Regions from separate parts of the Homo sapiens genome. Here all the other regions are linked to region 2. The links are chromatin contacts, found by Hi-C or POLR2A ChIA-PET in ENCODE. All regions are on one chromosome and are shown on one strand. The core of a region is the stretch at or near the end of the contact, and the rest is flanking DNA. Distances in the headings are between cores, read along the strand shown.

Region 1 (3,410 bases), core at 51-2,550, 630 kb before region 2:
TAACAATAATTTAATTAAAAACCCAAAATACTCTATTGTTTCATTTCTCTTTTAATATTTCTCTCTCTCCTCTAAGAAAATGTTGCAGGAAGTTTGGATCCTCTTGGTTTCCAGCAAAACAAGAGAATAAAACTTCCATGCAACCCGATGGCAATACGAAAAAGGAGTTCATATTGTTTGCAGTGACACAAGAATCTACAAAACACCTATATTATAGGTCATTCTTTTCATTATACTATAGTTAAGTTACAGACTGCTACAAAAGGACATGCCAGCGTGAAGAGGTTGAGGAAGGGGTCAGAATGAACAGAAGAGTGCACTTATTCTGAGGCCTGAAAATGAGCACTGCAGTTATCCTTTAGTTCCAGCGGAATGAAATATGCCGAGGGCGGTCACCGCCTTCCTTCACCAGGGGCTTGTGGAATTCCCTGCCAGCACGAGAATGGATAGCAGCCCAGCAATATTCACAGTAATACTGCAGACAGGTAACATTAGCACAGAAAAATGGAGCAAATTTCCCCCCACAACGGGCCCCCTGACATTCATCACACAGCTGATCATCCAAGACATATGGCTTAACTTCCACCTGCAATCAAAAATAAGAGTTTACATTTTTCAGTGACTAGGCCAGCAATGCTTACCATACATGTACATTTCCACCCACTATCTGAATGAATCTGTTCCAAGGTGCCCAAAGAGGAAGGACTAATTATTCATTTACTGAAATATGGATAGTTCATCTTTTAAGAACCTAGTAAGGCTTTTATTATCTATCATTTTACATTTTTTTCTTATTAAATAAACATCCTTTAAAGGAAAAAGGATTTGAGCAGACATCATGAAGTGAAGCCAACTGTTTAGACTAGAATGTTATGAGATTAAACCCACAGGAGATTATTCATAGACATAAACCCTCATTTTAATTAGTGGATCTGGATTTTTGTCATATGTGGAATCATAATTTAAACAAAATCAACTAAGATGATCCAAGTTCCACACAACTGCACTTCAATATTCAAGTTGGTGTGAAGATGCCTGACTACTGCGTCACAAGATTCTGAGCTGTCGTAAAAAGCCTGGCTCGTGGTTTCTATTTATAGTGTACACATGTTGGGTTATAATCACAAACCTGGAACTCTGTTAAAAAAAAAAAAAAAGATGCAGCCATAGGATTCACAGTCTAAAACCCTGCTTTGTTCTTTCTCAGTAAGAATGGTTCACCTGAGTCTAAAAGTCAGAGGTGAATTTCTAAAACTGGGCCTGTTCCAGCGTTCTATCGGCCAACCTGTCATGTGAACCTTTCAAGCATTAACAGTCACCTGGTTATTAATTCATCAGCTAGAAAAGAGCTGGTTATTTTTAGTCTGGAGAGATTCATGGCTGAAACTCCCTTACAGCAGGCTGTCACCAGCACTGGTGCCACCCAGCTCTGACAAGGAATCCTGACCAAGATTAGCCATGAACAAAAGGAGAAGAACATGCAGTGAGTCATGATTGTGATTCTGTGCTCCAGCCTGGGTGACAGAGTGAGACCCTCCCTCTAAAAAAAATTTTTTAACTAAAAAAATAAAAGTACAAAAGGAGAAGAAGAGTGTCACGAAGCCCAGGAAGAGCAGGCATAAGGAGAGCACTGGGCTTCTGGCCTCTAGGCTGCTCCATAATGTCTACAGAGTGACATGAACACTGGGCAAAGGATTTCATTGCAGAGGAACACAAATTCAGTCTGAATTTCTAATGACCAATCCCACAGCTCTGAAACTTATGTTGGAATAAGGCAGTGAGATGTAGGTATTTTTTAGTGTGCATAAAAAACCAAGTAGGCCAGGCATGGTGGGTGGCTCATGCCTGTAATCCCAGCACTTTGAGGGGGTGAGGCAGGTGGATCCCTTGAGGTCAGGAGTTTGAAACTGGCCTGACCAACACGGTGAAACCCTGTCTCCACTAAAAATACAAACATTTGTTGGGCATGGTGGTATATGCCTGTAATTCCACCTACTCGGGAGGCTAAGGCAGGAGAATCACTTGAACCCGGGAGGCAGAGGTTGGAGTGAGCTGAGACTGTACCACTGCACTCCAGCCTGGGTGACGGAGAGAGACTCCATCTCAAACAAACAAAGTAGGCATGTTAACATACTAATCTTGTCCCTCCCCCATGCTTAGAATAGAACAGATACTTTTCTCTTTAATAGATTCACAGTTTGTAGGATGACCACCACTATCTTAAATTTTTTTACTGCCAGTGAAGTAGACTGTACATGACATGAAACATAAAAAGCAAAAACTGCTACTGACTTGATGATTTTTACATCTTGAATTGAGAACAACACGATAAAATCAATCTATTTTAGCACAATGCCTCAGAGTGATGGATATCAAAGTCAGCATGCATGAAAGTGCCAGTGTGCCATGAAATAAAAAGGTGACCCCAAAATATAAATCAATATATTGCTTCCCTCATCAATAAAGGCTTTCTATGAAAAAAAAATCGCCAGCTGGACCAAACATTGTGCCCAGTAATGTGGTTGATTACACATTCTGGTCTAAATTCCTATCTCACTACAAACTAAGTTTACAGACTGGAGGTCAGTCCACAGGCCACACTCTGAGTAGTACTGGCAAGTGATACAGTTCTATCTGCTAGGAAATAAACTCATGAGGACAGGAACTTCTTGCCCTAAGCACTAAAACGTTTGTTGAATACATGAAACACCAAGCTAAGGAATAAATCGGTGAGAGGTGGCGGCTGTGGAAAAAGAAAAAAAAAAAAAAGAAATCTGTGAGTACAATTCATTGAGAAATAGGGCTTGCTGAGGTCTTCCCTATGTCCCAGGATTAAAAAACAAACAAAAAAAAGGGCAGGAAACCTCAAGGGCATTCCTGTTTGTATACTTGATATAACACAGAACAAAGGATTCAGTAAATATTTATTGAATGACTTACAAACTAAGTGAATGAATGGACGGATGGATTGAGATTGAATGGAAGTTAGAGAAGATTAAATTAACTCAAGTAAATTGTAGTGTTCTGATTAGGCTACTCAAAAAACTGAAAGATAAAAGAAATTCATAGGACATTATTTCATGTATTATAGACCATAATTAACTCTATAGGCAAAATTGTCAGCTGTCACTTTATTGTCATAAAATGCTCCCGTTCTAATATTGGTAATCACACATTTAGAGGACCATTTCTAGAATTTTCCAAAATGTAGTATAAGGCTTACCCGTTTATCTATCTCTCCATGCTGCAGCTGAACAAAGCGGGCACTGATAGCAGCTATGTAACTCTGTTGATTAGAGAACGCAACTCTCCCAGCTCCTTTTGGGTATTTTAGCTCAGGGTCGGTATCAATCCCAGCGTAGCACACACCTCCATATAGCCGATCCATTATCATCGCAAGCTCCACTAAT
Region 2 (3,076 bases), core at 395-2,894:
AGCCGTGGCCATCCTGGCCCCCCGCCTCCGCCTTCCCCACTCCCGCGTGCAGCCGGGACACGGGAAAGGAAAGCTTTGGAAGTCAAGCGCCGGCCAAAAGATGACCTGCCCGCGTGTCTCCTCGCCCCCTCCCCCAGCCGTGTCACATGGCGGCCCCAACCAGGCGGGCAGTGCGCCCCGCCGCGGAGACCCAGGGCCGCGTCGCCTGGGCAGTGGGTGATGAAACTTCCCAGGCGCATTACCGCAGAGGGCGCGGGCGGGGCGCGGGGCGGGGGTGGGGGATCGAGAGCTGGTACCGGGGCTCACCTGTTCTCCAGGAGGAGGGTGGGGACGGGGGGAGGGGCGAGTGCGCGCCAACGCCGGGTGCGTGCCCTGGGGCGCTTGGGCGCGGCGCTCGTGTCCCCGCCCTCCCCCAGCCCTGCGAGCCCCCCGAGCTGCGCCGTGGGGTGACGGGACCGAGAGCAGTTCCTGTCCCCGGCCCCGGCGCGGGGGAGACGTGAGCGTGCACACGTACACACACAGCAGGGGAAGAGGCGCTCCAAGCGGCGCCCAACTTTCTCCTTCCCTCCACGGGCCGGGTGAGAAAGTAGCCGGGGGCTATCCCGACCCGGCGGTTCTTGGGGAGGGGGCCGAACAAGAAAAGGGAGGAGATGGAGATAACTTCCCCGGATTTAGCTTTTTTGTCTTTGTTTTTGTTCTCACCACTTCCATCGGATGACTGGAGAGTAAAAGGGAACCCGGAGCGGGGTGGCGAGCAGCGCTTTGAGAAAATGCAGGAGTGTGTTTGGAGACGCGTAAAGTTGCCTTTCAAGCTCTGGCCTCCGGGCACGCGATGCTCCGCGGCGGGCTGACTCAGGGCTGCCTTGGGCCTCCCTGCCACCCTCCTGGAAATGATGCAAGTCCTGACTGTCACCTGGATCCCTGCAGCCCAGCCTGGAATGCGTCTGGATTAGGGGAAAGACGAGAAACGACACTCCAGGTGTTGCACGGCCCACCAAAGCGGGAAGATAGGGCAGTTGCTCAGACCAAATACTGTATCTAGTGCTTCTGCTCCTATCTTCAATCGTGGGGTTCTTTTTAATGCAAAGTGTCACAAGGCCAGGAATTCCCATGTGTGCTCAGTTGGCCCACAGCATCATTGTGCCTAGGAAACTGCTTCAATTTATCAAGTCCTCTGGGCTGGGAATCTCACTGAATTCCAAACGGCGGAAAGAGGAAACTTTCCCAACCCGATGTGGGTGTGACGCGAGCCAGGGGCCCCAGGGACACTGTCCCAGAGCACACCGTCCCCCTTTAACAGCAACTGGAGCTTGGATTCGCTCTTATATTGTACAGTCCTTTCGACCATTGCCCTGGAGCACCCGCACACGCGCACGCATCTCCGGCCGCGCTCACACACACTCATACACACGCACGCAAACGCGTGGCCGCCGCCAGGTCGGCAACTTTGTCCGGCGCTCCCAGCGGCGCTCGGCTTCCTCCTGTAGTAGTTGAGCGCAGGCCCCGCCTCCCGGCCGTGTTGTCAAAAGGGCCGGGGTCTCGGATTGGTCCAGCCGCCGGGACAACACCTGCTCGACTCCTTCATTCAAGTGACACCAGAGCTTCCAGGGATATTTGAGGCACCATCCCTGCCATTGCCGGGCACTCGCGGCGCTGCTAACGGCCTGGTCACATGCTCTCCGGAGAGCTACGGGAGGGCGCTGGGTAACCTCTATCCGAGCCGCGGCCGCGAGGAGGAGGGAAAAGGCGAGCAAAAAGGAAGAGTGGGAGGAGGAGGGGAAGCGGCGAAGGAGGAAGAGGAGGAGGAGGAAGAGGGGAGCACAAAGGATCCAGGTCTCCCGACGGGAGGTTAATACCAAGAACCATGTGTGCCGAGCGGCTGGGCCAGTTCATGACCCTGGCTTTGGTGTTGGCCACCTTTGACCCGGCGCGGGGGACCGACGCCACCAACCCACCCGAGGGTCCCCAAGACAGGAGCTCCCAGCAGAAAGGCCGCCTGTCCCTGCAGAATACAGGTAAGTGCATGTGCCCCCGCAGCCGGGAGCTACTGGGAGAGGACACCGTGCACCCACGCGGCGCGCCCCAGGCGTTTCGCCGGGAGCCAGGCGCCCACCCAGGGCCACGCAAACTCTTGGGATGGCACGGGACGTGCAAAGGGAAGCGCGAGGCAAGGCGAGGTCCGCGCCGGGCTCCGAGGGCCCGGAATCTGCACGTGCTAGCAGGGTGATGAAATGGCTGGGGCAGGACTTGTTGCTGTCCTCCCCAGGGTCGAGGGGAAATGAAGCAGCGTCTGACGCTGCCAGCGCCAGCCCCCGCCCCCGAATCCCGGGTCCGGTGCAAAGCGCGCTTCATCCCGGCCGGCACGCGGGAGGCCCAGAGGGTCCCCGGAGCTGGGCTGCGCCCTGCGCCCGGAGAACTTCTCTTCCTGGCCTGCCGGCCTCAGTAAGGGTGCCGCGTCTTCCCCCTCCTCAAAAGATGCCCGACATCCCAGAACTTTGCCGGCGAGACAAATGGCATTGCGAACTTTCCCCCTGGGGGCACTGCTTTCGGAAGGGAGCGTGAGGGCAGCGCAAAGCGTACCTCCGCGGTGCTGCCGCCATCCCCAGCTCCTGGCCAGGTCAGCAAGCCAAGAAATGGTGACACGACCCGAACCGTGCGCCTCCTCTGCTCTACCGGCTCTTGGCTCACCGGCAAGCTGCAAAGCAGAGCCAGGCGTGCAGGGCACGGGGCTGGCCCTTTTCCCAGCTCGGAAAGAGAAAGAAAATCTGCCTACAGCTCCTTCGCTCCACGACCCCTCCCCCGACTTTGGGGGGCCGTGTGAACGCGGCAGCGGCGGCGTGCGTGCGCTCACCGCACGAGCTGGAATGCACGAGTGCCCATTAGGGACGCCCCAAGTGAGTGAATGGCGGCCCTGTGCGGTCCTGCCCCGGCGGCGCGTGGGGTCTTACGGATCCTGTCGCCTCCACATGCTGGGGCCGGCACCCCCACCACCCCGAGACCCTCGCCCACCCTCCCCCTCCTCTGGCGCTTCCTCTGAGAACTGAACCTGATTCTCGGTGGTCGGTGACCCTCAACA
Region 3 (3,189 bases), core at 155-2,654, 640 kb before region 2:
GATGCCCAGCAGGATGACACGAGAGCCTGATAAGTGAGGGTGCACCCAGCTTACACCTTCTCACGGTGCAGATCTCAGCCTAAAGGCCCCTCTTGGGAGCTGCCATCCTGGACCCCTCTCTCCAAAGCAGCTCTGTCCTTGCGCCTTCCCTCACACATTGTCTCTACCATGCTCTGAAATTCTCTTATTTACTGTGTACTTGTTTATTGTCACCCTCCCCCACCTCAGCCTCATATCAGCACCTGCCCCCCTACCACCACCACCACCACCACCAGCCTCTTGGGACTCGAGTGTTCTGGTAAGAGGGGGAGAGGACTGTGGCTTATCTCAACACTTAGACATCATCTCCAGCATCTCCTTCACCTGCAGCAAGGGGCCAACCCTCAGTACCAGCGTGCGCCACCTCCACTGTTTCCCCAAAGTCTGCCCACTCCCGAGGTGGGGAAGCTCCTATGGCACTGCATCCCATCCCAGAATATGCTTATTACAAATTATAATCACCTGTGTACAAGTCTACCTCCCCAAGGAGACCATGGGGCCGGAACGTGCCTTTTCTGTTCATTCAAGTGTTCATGCCTGTCTCTCTCACCTGATAAGGCGAGGAGGAGTTTCTGCTCACTAGTCCTTCCCCCGCCCCCGTGGGCCGCAGAGCACCTGACACCATCCAGAGGTTCCCGTGGCTCCAGGCTTCTCTCCATGCTACCAGCCAATTTCTGAGCCCTGTCTCTGAGCCAGACCCGTGCTCGGTATGTACATGGAGTGCGTTATTCCATCCTTACGACCTAGGAGACAGGAACTGCCAATTCTGTGAGGTAGGGGCCGTGAGCCTCGTTTTACAGATAAGAAGGAGGAGGCACAGGAGAGGTTAAGTCGCTCAGCCAAAGTTACGGCAGGGAAGTCCCGGGGCAGGGACTCAAACCCAGGCTGTGTGGCTCTGGCTGCCACAGCCTGAGCCCCTATTCGAGACCGCGCCAATCACAGCATCCGTCACACTGTGTTATGGTTGTTTCTCTCTTCCCCTCCACGGAGCTTCTCCCGGAGGGAGACAGTCGACCAGAAGAGTGAAGAATGCAGGAAGGGCTGATTGGAAGCGGGGAGCCTTTGTCTTGCTCAGCTGACATTGTCCACCAGGTGGCAGTCACAGCTCCCGGATAAAGTCGTCCCTTTTCATCTCCCCCCTTCCCCTTTAAGAAGGAAACCCTTTTTTTCCCCCGACGCCGCCTCCCTCAATTTTTATTATTACCAAGAAGTGAAGTGAGTAGCCTCAACTCAAAACACGACTCCCTGCCTGAGCTTTTTGAAAACGGCACGTGGAGAAGGTGCGTCTCCAACCCCCGTGAGCCGCGGCGCAAGCGGAGAGAGGCAGGCGGGCTTGGGGGTGCGCAGCCTGGGAGCCCAGGATCCATGACGTGAGATGGAATTTCAGCCCACAAAAGAGGTGACTGGCTCCTCCCTCCCCACCCCTCATCAAACAGCTGCAGGAGCGCAGTTAACCAAACGGTGCATATTCCTAGTCATGAATTCCATTTGGCCAGCAGCAGGTCTGGGACATATGGTCCCCTGAGGACACCTCGGGGATGGCTGTCAGGAAAGGGCCTACCCACCTCATCTGCCTGAAATGCTGTTCCTTCACCCTCCGCTAGTTCTGCCACAGCTTCTGGCAGCTTCCATTGTGTTCCCAAGAGTGGAAAGGGGACTGATTCGGGGGGAGTGGGGAGCCGGAACACACCTTGCTCCTAAGTCCCCTAACTTTCAAAGTGCTAACCCCAGGACTGCTCTGTGAGGGAAAGAGGCCCAGGCCAATTCTATGTGTTGAGGGGAAGAGAGATTTCCTTTTTTATAATAAACAAATTGTGGGCCGGGTGCGGTGGCTCACGCCTCTAAATTCCAGCACTCTGGGAGGCCGAGGCGCGCGGATCACCTGAGGTCAAGAGTTGGAGACCAGCCTGGCCAACATGGCGAAACTCCGTCTCAACTAAAAATATAAAAATTAGCCAGGTGTGGTGGCGGGCGCCTGTAATCCCACCTGTTCAGGAGGCTGGGGCGGGAGAATCGCTTGAACCTGGGAGGCAGAGGTTGCAGTGAACCGAGATGGCGCCACTGCACTCCAGCCTGGGCGACAGATCAAGACTCCATCTCAAAAAAAAAAAAAAAAAAAACCACACACAGAAATTGATATATTTTAAATGTGTATGTTAAACAAATAAATAAATGCTATTAACCCTCAAAGTACAATGTAACATCCTTGTGCTCTTGTTGAGAATTAGGGGAAGATTGGATTCTTTGTGGGTTACCACAGAGGGTGTGATAATGGTACCAAGTTGAAAGGTGTTCAGGGCTCAATGCTATGATACCAGGCAGTGGAGCTCTATGGCTATTGTTCAGCCTTCAGATAATGTCAGCTGTCTCCATTTTCAGTCCTTTGTGAATGAAAGGACCCTGGGCCCAGGGGACCTGGCCCAACCCTGAAGGAATGGGAGGGCCCCACCCCTACAGGGAACTGAGATACAATTCTCTAGACCTGGTAGCAGGAAAACTGAGTGTTTCCTCCCTCCCCCTGCTGCCTCCACACCACAAAACCAACACAGACACACACCTGGGTTTTGCGCCCAGTCTCTTAATTAAGTTGCCTGCATCATCACTTCCATCTCATTTTCCTTCCAGAACCGCCCTTCCCGCCCCCGCCAAATTAGAGCACCGCTTGATCAGAATTAGAGTCTGTTTCATGCAACTAAGTATTAATACCACTCCTTACTTGTTGAAGCAGGATCTCATACCCTTTCAGATAAGCAAAGAATTTCAATGAGACTTCAGAGGACAGGGAGGGGATTGGGGTAACAGTCTCCCTTTGTAATCGATACCTTCCTTTTGAAGGTTCTGTGTGTCTAGGCAGGATTAGAACTGGCCTTGTTTCCTTCTGACTTCATGAAAGTTTTGCCTTTGCTGAAGTGTTCCAAGGGAACGAGATTAGTAATGCGTTGTAAATTGTGTTTCCTCCCAAAATAGTAGGGCACGTGGGACTTTGCCAACTCTCAAGTCACGCGCACGTGTCTTCCTCACTGCCCACGTTCTCTCTGACACGAAGAGCTAACGTGGCCCGGTTCTGCTGCCATCCTCCACTGACACCAGTGACACCAGCGCCACTGCTATCCCCTCCTAAGGGCTTCTCCTGCCCCACTCGGGCTCCTT
Region 4 (3,402 bases), core at 289-2,788, 590 kb after region 2:
GCTGGAGGATTGCTTGATCCCAGGAGTTTGAGACCAGCCTGGGCAACACAGCAAAATCCTGTTCTCCACAAAAAGTAAAAAAAAAAAAAAAAAAAAAGTTAGCTGGGTGCCATCGGTCATGCTTGTGACTCCAGATACTTGGAAGGCTGAGGCGGGAGGATTGCTTGAGCCCACTGCACTTCAGCCTAGCAACAGAGCAAGAACCCGAGGCTGAAAAATAAACCCCAACCAAAACCACTACAGTGTTACCAGAGTGAGTGGGGGAGTCTTGCCCAGGCCCCACTGGAAGAAGTAGGGGGCAGACAGAGCAGGGCCTGAACCAGGGTTGAAGGCTGTCCTGGTCCCAACTTTCCCGTTACCTAACACCTGTCCACTCCCCACCCAGCAGCCAGAGTGAGCTTCAAAAAATGTAAATCAAATTCTGTTCCTCTGTAGTGAAAACCCCCAATGGTTTCCTGTTGCTTTTTTTTTGAGATGGAGTCTTGCTCTGTTGCCCAGGCTGAAGTGCAGTGGCATGATCTCGGCTCACAGCAACTTCCGCCTCCCAGGTTCAAGCGATTCTCCTGCCTCAGCCTCCCGAGTAGCTGGGACCACAGGCACATGCCATCAAACCCGGCTAATTTTTTTGTATTTTTAGTAAAGATGGGGTTTCACCGTGTTAGCCAGGATGGTCTCGATCTCCTGACCTCGTGATCCACCCACCTTGGCCTCCCAAAGTGCTAGGATTACAGGTGTGAGCCACCATGCCTGGCCCTGTGGCATTTAAAAAGGAAAACCTGGCCTGCCCACTGCCCCAACTTTGTTTTTTCTCCTTCCCCCTTGGCTGTGAGGCAGGAACCATGTTGGCTCATTCTCTTTCCAGATCTTCACTCAGACGGTTTGTCCTCAGCCACCTCCCCAGAGAGGCTGCCTCCCCACACCAACCACTCAATCAGAAGTTCTTCTAAGTATTCACGATCACTTCACCTTGTTTAATTTAGATGAGCAGAGCCTCTAACATTATCTAGATCTTTCTTTCTTTCTTTCTTTTTCTTTCTTTCTCTCTCTTTTTTCTTTCCCTCCTTCCCTCCCTCCCTTCCTTTCTTCCTTCCTTCTTTCCTTCCTTCCTTTCTTTCTTCCTTTTTCTTTCTTTTTCCCTCCCTCTCTCCCTCCCTCCTTTCCTTCCTTCCTTTCTTCCTTCCTTCCTTTTTCTTTCTTTTTCCCTCCCTCCCTTCCTTCCTTCTTTCCTATGTATTTTTGTTATTCTGTTAGAACAAGTACTCTTTCTTATCACTGCTGTGTCCTCAGAATAGTGCCCGGCACATAGTAGGTGTTCAATCGATTTCTGTGGCCCACACTCATGTGTAGGTGGTGCTGGGGGGCTGGGGAATGGGCTTATGCTCTGGCATCCACAACTGTGAGGTGAGCTTCTCTGAAAACAGCTGACAGATGCAGGGTTCTCCAGCTGAGCAGGCCAGGCAGCTGAAACCAAAAATGCAGACGGGATTAGTCACCCTTCGAGCCTGGTAACGCTGGCACCGAACGCACTCCCCATCCAAACACATCACAACAGTGTGGGCCCTGGTGTCTCCAGGGCCCCAGGTGGCAGCTCTGGCATTTGGGAGCTGGCAGCAGCCTGGCAGGGTGGGCACTGGGGGTGGGGGCAGTGGTGGGCGAGGAATGAGGTGGGCCAAGGGCCACAGATAGCGTTCCCTGGACTGGAGACAGGCGGTGGCAAGGGAAACTGGAGGCTTCTGAGGACAAAGCAAACCTTGAGAAAAGGAGACTTGAAGAATGAGCTCAAAGCTGTTGAAAAATAAAAATTCCACTCATAAACCAAAGCAGAACACTCGGTTGTGAAATCAATTTCCGTGACACTTGGTGTGCTTGAAAGGGGAAATTCTCTATTTTGTTTCTTTTTTGTTTTATAACAGCTTTATTGAAATATAATCACATACCATATACTTCACCCACGCAAAATGGACAATTCCATGGTTTTTCGTATATTCACAGTTGTGCAACCATCGCCACAATCAGTTTAAGAACACTTTCATCACCCCAGAAAGAAACCCCCTACCCCATCAGGAGTCACTCCTCTTCCCCTTCACCACCAGCGTAAGCAACCGATAATCCAATTATGTCTCCATAGTTTTGTCTACTCTGGACATTTTATATACATGGAATCATACAAGATGTGACCTTCTGTGACTGTTTCCTTACACCTAGCTTCATGTTCTCAAGGCCATCCATGTCATGGCATATATCAGTACTGCATTCCTTTTCAGGGCCAAATAATATTCCATCGTTGTATGAATAAACTATATTTTATTATTCATTCTTTGGTTGGTGGACATTTGGGTTGTTTCCATTTTTTTTTTGCTATTATGAAGAATGCTGCTATGAACATTTGTGAGTGTACACGTTTTTGTGTGGATGTATAATTTCATTTCTCTTGAGTATATACCTAGTATATTCCTAGGAGTGGAAATCTGTTTTCTTTTTTTTTCTTGAGACAGAGTCTCACTCTGTCACCCAGGCTGGAGTGCAATGACGTGATCTCGGCTCACTGCAACTTCTGTCTCCTGGGTTGAAGCGATTCTCCTGCCTCAGCCTCCCGAGTAGCTGGGATTACAGGCATGCGCCACCACGCCTGGCTAATTTTTGTATTTTTGGTAGAGATGGGGTTTCACCATGTTGGCCAGGGTAGTCTCAAACTCCTGACCTCAAGTGATCTGCCTGCCTTGGCCTCCCAAAGTGCTGCGATTACAGATGTGAGCCACCATGCCCGGCCACTATTTTCTTTTAAAAAGAAAAAAAAAAAAAAAGAAAACATTCCCCAAGTCAAAATACATACAGTGTGGAGTGGGTTTAAGATGTCAGTGGCAGTGGCAACAGCACAAGTGAACTTCACAAGCGTGGGAGCTGCAGCTGTGCCTGGCACATCCCGGAAGCCCAGTGAATATTTCTGAACAAATGCCCAAATGCTCACTCATTCCGTTGTCCCCAGTGAAAAGGCCCAGGGGGTAGAAATGTGACAAAAATGCTACTTGAATTTAATTGATTGTTTTGGGTTTCCTAGACAAAGATGGAGAAGCACCCCCAACCCTAGCCCCGCATGTAAGGAACTCAGTCTAGAGGGAAACGCAGACAAGTAAACCCAGCACCAGGACACAGGAAGGACAGCAGGGACTCTTTTCTGTCCTCCTCACTTTTGGCATTTCCTTCTTGAGCGAATGGCACGTCCCCTAAATTCCTGTTGTGGGCTGCCTCTTGTCTCCATGGGAGAAGCCCCAGTAGGAAGAGAAAGCACCATCTTCAGGAGGATGTTGGCCTGTACTTGGGACACACCTGTCCCTATCTTTGTGTCTGAAGTTGAGGACCTGTTGATCTCTTTTATGAAATAAAGTGTATCTTCCCTATTGC

The links. Hi-C counts contacts between places; a loop is a spot of excess contacts on that map. ChIA-PET counts read pairs that join two places held with the same protein, here RNA polymerase II (POLR2A). Pooled maps may share reads with other maps.
Region 1: a loop to region 2 is called in a map with no recorded cell type, with 4 times the contacts of the local background. The contact joins the enhancer-like site here to the promoter of STC2 in region 2. A Hi-C loop is called at or near these places in 1 of 37 single-sample maps with no recorded cell type. POLR2A ChIA-PET finds 5 or more read pairs at or near these places in 4 of 52 experiments (H1, HepG2, MCF 10A and 1 more).
Region 3: a map of gastrocnemius medialis shows a loop between it and region 2 (2.9-fold over the local background). The contact joins the enhancer-like site here to the promoter of STC2 in region 2. A Hi-C loop is called at or near these places in 2 of 168 maps with a recorded cell type or tissue (chondrocyte and gastrocnemius medialis) and 8 of 50 pooled maps. POLR2A ChIA-PET finds 5 or more read pairs at or near these places in 6 of 52 experiments (Caco-2, H1, HepG2 and 2 more).
Region 4: a pooled map of right cardiac atrium shows a loop between it and region 2 (2.6-fold over the local background). The contact joins the enhancer-like site here to the promoter of STC2 in region 2. A Hi-C loop is called at or near these places in 2 of 50 pooled maps. POLR2A ChIA-PET finds 5 or more read pairs at or near these places in 2 of 52 experiments (Caco-2 and H1).

The regions. Positions count from the first base shown.
Region 1 is chr5:173,953,086-173,956,495 of GRCh38, reverse strand. It overlaps CPEB4 (cytoplasmic polyadenylation element binding protein 4), which reads right to left. Exons shown (of 10, transcript NM_030627.4): 9 at 3,224-3,405; 10 at 1-586. The coding sequence ends at 359. Among named protein-coding and RNA genes, the nearest start is that of C5orf47, 34 kb to the left of the region's middle. Within about 2 kb of position 1,300, at least 6 of the 41 ENCODE cell types and tissues checked have a DNase peak (open chromatin) inside an H3K27ac peak, as active enhancers do.
Region 2 is chr5:173,326,982-173,330,057 of GRCh38, reverse strand. STC2 (stanniocalcin 2) reads left to right here and starts at 1,644. Exons shown (of 4, transcript NM_003714.3): 1 at 1,644-2,015. The coding sequence starts at 1,865. LOC124901137 (a long non-coding RNA gene) reads right to left here and starts at 1,459. Exons shown (of 2, transcript XR_007059056.1): 1 at 307-1,459. RefSeq lists a silencer at 231-450.
Region 3 is chr5:173,971,291-173,974,479 of GRCh38, reverse strand. No RefSeq gene overlaps it. Among named protein-coding and RNA genes, the nearest start is that of C5orf47, 16 kb to the left of the region's middle. RefSeq lists an enhancer at 1,209-1,288. Within about 2 kb of position 1,404, at least 13 of the 41 ENCODE cell types and tissues checked have a DNase peak (open chromatin) inside an H3K27ac peak, as active enhancers do; they include gastrocnemius medialis, where a contact is called at or near this core.
Region 4 is chr5:172,739,092-172,742,493 of GRCh38, reverse strand. No RefSeq gene overlaps it. Among named protein-coding and RNA genes, the nearest start is that of DUSP1, 30 kb to the left of the region's middle. Within about 2 kb of position 1,538, at least 22 of the 41 ENCODE cell types and tissues checked have a DNase peak (open chromatin) inside an H3K27ac peak, as active enhancers do.